2 separate regions of the Homo sapiens genome follow, and region 1 is linked to region 2. Evidence: chromatin loops called from intact Hi-C (ENCODE). Cell type or tissue: gastrocnemius medialis. All regions are shown on one strand. Each heading gives the region's core, and the rest is flanking DNA. Links, peaks and the distances in the headings are about the cores only. Region 1 overlaps DAPK2 (death associated protein kinase 2). Region 2 holds the start of SNX1 (sorting nexin 1).

Region 1 (2,908 bases), core at 213-2,712, 81 kb after region 2:
GCGATTATTTACCCCACTTTACAGATGAGAACACTGAGGCTCACTGAGGGCAAATCACTCATATCCCAAGTCACCCTGGGATTAAAATCCATGTCTCTTTGGCTCCAAAGCCAGAACAATTTCCACTGAACTACACTGCCTCTCTGTGATAATGGACTCTAAGAAACTTGCTGGAGAAGGATAGTGCCAGTTACTTTGGGAAACTCATGGATAAGGGGGGTCAGGTGTGGAAGGTGCTGGAGAGGTGGACAGGACCATGGCTGTGGGCAGAGAATCTGTAAGAGGCCGTGTGTCCTGCTGGTGGCGGCAGTACCTGAGAGAGAGGAGGACTTTCCTGCTTATGGCCATGCTGACCTGCAGTCCCCTGGAGCCAGCCCTCCCTGCGCTGCGTGGGCCCTGAAGAGCAGAGGCTGCTTTGTCCTCTCGGATGCTTTCCTGAAGAACCCAAGCCTTCCTCCCTATGCCCCCTTTCCCTGCTGTGTTAGTTTGCTGGGGCCTCCATAACAAATGGCCACAAACTGGGTGGCTTCAAACAACATAAATTTATTCTCTCCCAGTTGTAGAGGTCGGAAGTCCAAAATCAAGGTGTCAGCAGGGTTGATTCCTTGGGGAGGCTCTGAGACAGAATCAGTTCCATACCTGTCTCCTAGCGTCTGGTGGCTGCTGGTGATCCTTTGTGTTCTTGGCTTGTAGACACATCACTCCAATCTCTGCCTCCATCTTCATGTTGCTTTCTCCCTGTGTGTCTCTGTGAGTTCTCTTCTGTCTAATCTCTGCCTGCCTCACTCTTATGGCATCTGTCATTGGATTTGGGGCCCACTCAGGTAATCCAGAATGATCTCATCTTAAGATCCATAAATTAATTACATCTGCAAAGGCCCTTTTTCCAAATGAGGTCATGGTCACATGTGCCAGGGGTTAGAATATGGAAATATATTTTAGGGAGCCACTATTCAACCCACTATGACTGCCCACCCCTGTTTCTTCTTGGAGTTGCATGAGAACTTTGGGGGTCAATCCACTCACTGCAGGCTGGGCACTGAGCTGACAGCAGCTGCCTCTACTCTGCCTATAGCAGTGCCCTGAGTGTTGTGGTCAAGTGGTCTCGATCCTTTAGACCTTTAGGCAATGGGAAGACCTTATATAAAGAGCTCACAGAGCAGCTCTGGGATTAGCTACTTTTGAACGTCAGAGTGGTAATTCCCACCTCGAACATGCTGTCGTTGTCCTGTGTGGCATAAGCAAGAGAGAGGCTGTCCTTGGCATGGCAGGGCCCTGTGGGTCAGCCAGGCTGTTTGTTCTCCTGCCAGACTGCAGCTGGCACAGACTCCTGACCACACGGTACCCTTTCCTGCTGCCTTACATTTACTTAACACTGCAGAATCTGTTCTTCTCTCCTCTTCTGTCCAGATCTCCCTCCCCATCATTCCCTGCCCACCTCCTCTTAGCATTCTTCCTTACTGCATGCCTCTTGGCTATCAACGCATCTGGTACTTTATCTGTCCTCCCTCCTTCAACAATGTCAGAATGTTTTTTTTTTTTTTTTGAGATGGAGTCTCGCTCTTTCACCCAGGCTAGAGTGAAGTGGCTCTATTTCACGATTTCAGCTCACTGCAACCTCCACCTCCCAGGTTCAAGTGATTCTCCTGTCTCAGCCTCCCAAATAGCTGGGATTACAGGTGCCCACCACCATGCCCAGCTAATTTTTGTATTTTTAGTAGAGACGGGGTTTCACTATGTTGACCAGGCTGGTCTCGAACTCCTGACCTCAGGTGATCCACCTGCCTTGGCCTCTCAAAGTGTTAGGATTACAGGCGTGAGCCACCAAGCCCAGCCAGGTCTTATTTTTGTGTAATAATATTAACTCTTCTGAGGGATCAGGCCTTGTTTTTCCAGTTAGATGTAAGCCCCCCTGCAGTACCATGCAGTCTTTGGTAAACACCTGTCAGTGCCTCCTTGGCTGCTCAACTGGCATAGGAAAGTGTTTGGTCTTGTCTCCTCTCTGTTCCTAAATCATTGGGTGATTTTGAACAAGTGACCTACTCCCAGGGTTTTCATTTCTTCCTGTGGAAAGCCAGAATGTTGGACTATCGGATACTATCAAAGGTCCTTTTCAGGCAGAACACTGTGTGATTGTCCCAACAGCTCTCAGGTCTCTGAAGGCTCATGTCTGATAAGGCCAGGGCCTGGACCAACATAAATGTTCTCCTTGTGGCCAAGGTAGGGTCAGAGATCCCATTCCCTGATCCTGGTCCCAGCAGTGCTGCCTCCGCAGGTAGTATTCCTAAAAACCCAAACTGCAGGATGGACCATGCTTTTCCCTGTAAAGCATTCTCTGTGATAACCCCATTTCCCAAGGATCAGGTTCTCCGTGGGTAGGTGAAGTCCATCTGGGAGCCTAGTTAGAGGAAAACCAAGTAGATAAACACTTGACCTGTGTTGGTGCAACCTCAGCAAGGCCTCTGGCAGCCTAGCCTCCTGGCCAGAACCCTGGCTAGAAGGTGTTTCTTTCTGGCACAGCTGCCAGCCACACCCAGAGAAGGTTGGGGCCTCTCCCATTTTCTAAGTGAAATGACTAATTAGTCCTGAAGCAGGAGATTTCTATCTGCTCATAATGGCATCATGATTTATTCATGTGAGGCTGGACCACTTACAGGGACTGGTCCCATGTTTCCTCTGGCTTTGATGTGATATGAGGCCAACTGTAGTTTTCCAGAATGAATAATTTCTCAAATCCAGCTTGCTTTCTCAGTCACCGCTGCCAGGAAACCTATAACTCTGTTCACTTAATAGCACCCTCCTTCCCAGGTCTGCAATCATTTTAGAAGGAATGCATTCTTATCTGGCGCTCAGTTCCTTCTCTGGCAATGTGAGGGTTAGGCTAGATGGTATCTCAGGGCCTTTCTAG
Region 2 (2,872 bases), core at 1-2,500:
GATTACTGATTTCCACATTACAAAGATTATTTTTTTCTAATACCTAACTCTTATTAGAGACCCGGATATTTATTACTGAGGCAGGAGAATAGGGTCTGGAGGCAGGGAACTTAAGGGCAATTCATGCTGAATCAAGGAAAAACACCAAGGTTTGGGGGCAGGGAATCTGAGGTCAACTTACGTTAACTTTCTAAAAGAGAAAACACCAAGGTCTGGGGGCAAGGAATCTAAGGCCAATTCGTGCTGACTTCCCAAAGCTGAATTCCCAAAAGGAACCCCCTGGGTTTGGGGGCAGGGAACCTAAGGCCAATTAAGGCCAACTTCCTAAAGCTAAACCAAAAGGAAAAAACCCATCTGCCCACGCCCGAGTGGCAAAGGATCAAAGGCTACTATCCCTGCAACCCTCCCCATCCACCACGTCTCACATGGAAAGGGAGAGTGCCTTAGACTGGCCGCAGGCCAAGCAGGGACCATCCGTTCATCTGCACAGGACGCCAATTCACCTCGGCCTTTAGCCACAGACCAAATCCTTCATCCAGATAAGGGGTAACCCATAGGAACCATAAAAGGAGCACTTAAAATCCAGAAAACTTTGTAAGTGGGCTCTTGAGCCCCTTGCTCCGGCCCACTCACACCCTGTGGGGTGCTTTCTCGCTTTAATAAATTCCTGCTTTCGCTGCTTCGTTTGTGTTTCATTCCTTTGTTATTTTGTGCGTTTTGTCCAATTATTTGTTCAAAATGCCAAGAACCTCGACAACCTACACTCAAGGGCCTCCTACCGGTAACATTACGGGAAACACCATTTCCTCATCACATTTCAGATTTGCTCCCAGTGAGGTACGTGGGCACTTGAACACATCCCTTTAAAAAGGAGAAAGCTTTCTGATCTATGTAGTGATTTATCTGGCAGTGCCTTCTGTCCACCAGCCTCTGGCCTGATTTTCCTAGAGATCAGAAGAATCAACATAACTTTTGTAAACTAAGATCCAGAAAGGGCCTTTGGTTATTATCGGTAAATGCTGGGCTAAAGAAAGAACTGGTGGGCGGGTCACCACCCCAGGCTAGTCCACATAACGCTATTCATCTTAGAAGCAGTAAGACGGGGGAAAGGTCTGCATCCCATTCGCTTATTCCGTCCTACTGAATCTGCCTTGGCAGGACACGACCTGCAAAATAACCCCGTGGATCCGTGGAGTGTCACCACACTGCAGGGTCAAAGGACGGCGTCGGCGGTTCTCGGCTGTTAGGGAGCTAGCCGACGAAGGCACCACAACCCTCATTCTTTACTCTTCCCGCCTGGGGGCCGGGAAGCCAAGCTCTACCGCTTCGAGCACATCCAGGGTCCCCGGGGCCCGGACTGCTGACACCGAGGCAAGGTCTCACCGGGCCCACTCTGCCCAACCTCCCCGATTCTCGCTTAGCCTCTCTTCCCTTTCGGGGTGCCCTCCCGCCTGCTACCCCGAGGGGTGCAAACTCACGACCACCGCGGCGCCGGTGAAAATGTCCTCCCCCTCGGTGTCGCTGTCCCCAGCCTCGGGTTCTGATCCCCCGGCCGCCCCCTCGGACTCCGGCTCCAGGCCGGGGAAGGGCGGAGGCAGTCTCTCCGAAGCGCTACAGCCACCACCACCCGACGCCATCTTCTTCCACCCGCGGCGGAAGCCGCAACAACAACTTTATCGAGAGATAGCGCCGTGAGCAAAGCGATCCAACGGTGCGAGGAGTGGGAGGGCCGCAAGGGACCCCGTGGGATCCGAGGGGCGGAGACCTAGGGGCGGGGCTTAGGCGCTGGGGGCGGGGCGGCACCCGGCCAGCTGAGGCTGCGCAGCAAATCCGAGGCCTGGTTCGCGATGCTGAGATATTAACGAGTGGGGCCAAAGGGGCAGAAAAGTAGGAGTTAGGGGCTGCTCAGGTTTCTAGGGCCCTTTGTGCTCTGGATAGCTTTATCCAACAGGCTTCTAAGAGTTCGTCTGAATGAAGGAGTGTCACTAAAATGTTTGAAAACCTCTACATGCCATCTACCCATGCCAAGCACAATGCCCTCACAGAGAGTCAATAAATATTTCGATTGAGGTATCTGAACAAGACTAGAAGAAAGCTTCACCACTTATTCCTTGAGCAACATTCAGTTAATTCATTAAGAAATACAGATACTGAGCATCTACTGTATGCCTGGCACCTTGCTGTGAGTTTCAGATACAGAAATCAGGTATTTAATCGACAGTTCGACATGTTCAATGCTATGGTGCCCTGTGGGAGCACAGGGAAAGAGATAATCAATTCTGCTTGGAGAAGTAGGGAGGCCTCACAGATGAAGTGAGGCCTCAGTGTCCTAGATTTGGCTGGAAAAATGTTAGGATTATCCTCTCAATTGCTGTGGAGTAAGTGGAGTGGAATAGACGGCAGGGAAATTATTGAACCCTGACCAAAATTTCCTTGGGACCTAAGCAATTCATTGTCTGGTGATCCTAAGGCCTACATTAACTAGACAAACAAGACTGGAGTTTAAAGATAAATGGGCATGTTAGCATGGGACAATTCTGCAAGATAATCCTATCTTCTCAATAGAAATGGCATTTGTCACCAACTTTGACAAGAGGTTTAGTTAGTTTGGTTGTAACTGCAAATTCAGGGATGGACTCCCTCACAGGTCATGTGAGCTGTTTGAAGGCGGGGGCAGCGTTTTATCTTTGTATCTTCCATGCCTATGGATCACCTATGGCAAATTAGTACCTACAAATTTGATCGGAGGGATGGATGGATAAAATAAAATCGATTTTGTTACTGGCATCCATCACACCCACGAACACCAGAGGGCTTAAGATACACTTTTTTTTTTTTTTTTTTTTTTGAGGGAAGTCTCGCTCTTCTCCCC

Evidence for each region. Peaks named below come from ENCODE experiments on the same cell type or tissue, not always from the same donor. Only the 100,000 strongest peaks of a DNase experiment are listed, where the experiment ranks them.
Region 1: it touches region 2 in a loop (2.7-fold over the local background); 3 of 110 quality-filtered maps call a loop at or near these places.

What each region holds. Positions count from the first base shown.
Region 1 is chr15:64,013,566-64,016,473 of GRCh38, reverse strand. All of the region lies in intron 2 of DAPK2 (death associated protein kinase 2), which reads left to right. Among named protein-coding and RNA genes, the nearest start is that of DAPK2, 31 kb to the left of the region's middle. In gastrocnemius medialis, for the core only: no CTCF peak of the experiment used is centred there; DNase peaks (open chromatin) are centred at 1,283 and 2,479; H3K27ac peaks cover 2,500 bases.
Region 2 is chr15:64,094,779-64,097,650 of GRCh38, reverse strand. It overlaps SNX1 (sorting nexin 1), which reads right to left and starts at 1,669. Exons shown (of 15, transcript NM_003099.5): 1 at 1,479-1,669. The coding sequence starts at 1,637. RefSeq lists enhancers at 1,346-1,425, 1,566-1,685. In gastrocnemius medialis, for the core only: CTCF peaks have their summits at 791 and 1,495; a DNase peak (open chromatin) is centred at 1,720; H3K4me3 peaks cover 2,450 bases; H3K27ac peaks cover 2,500 bases.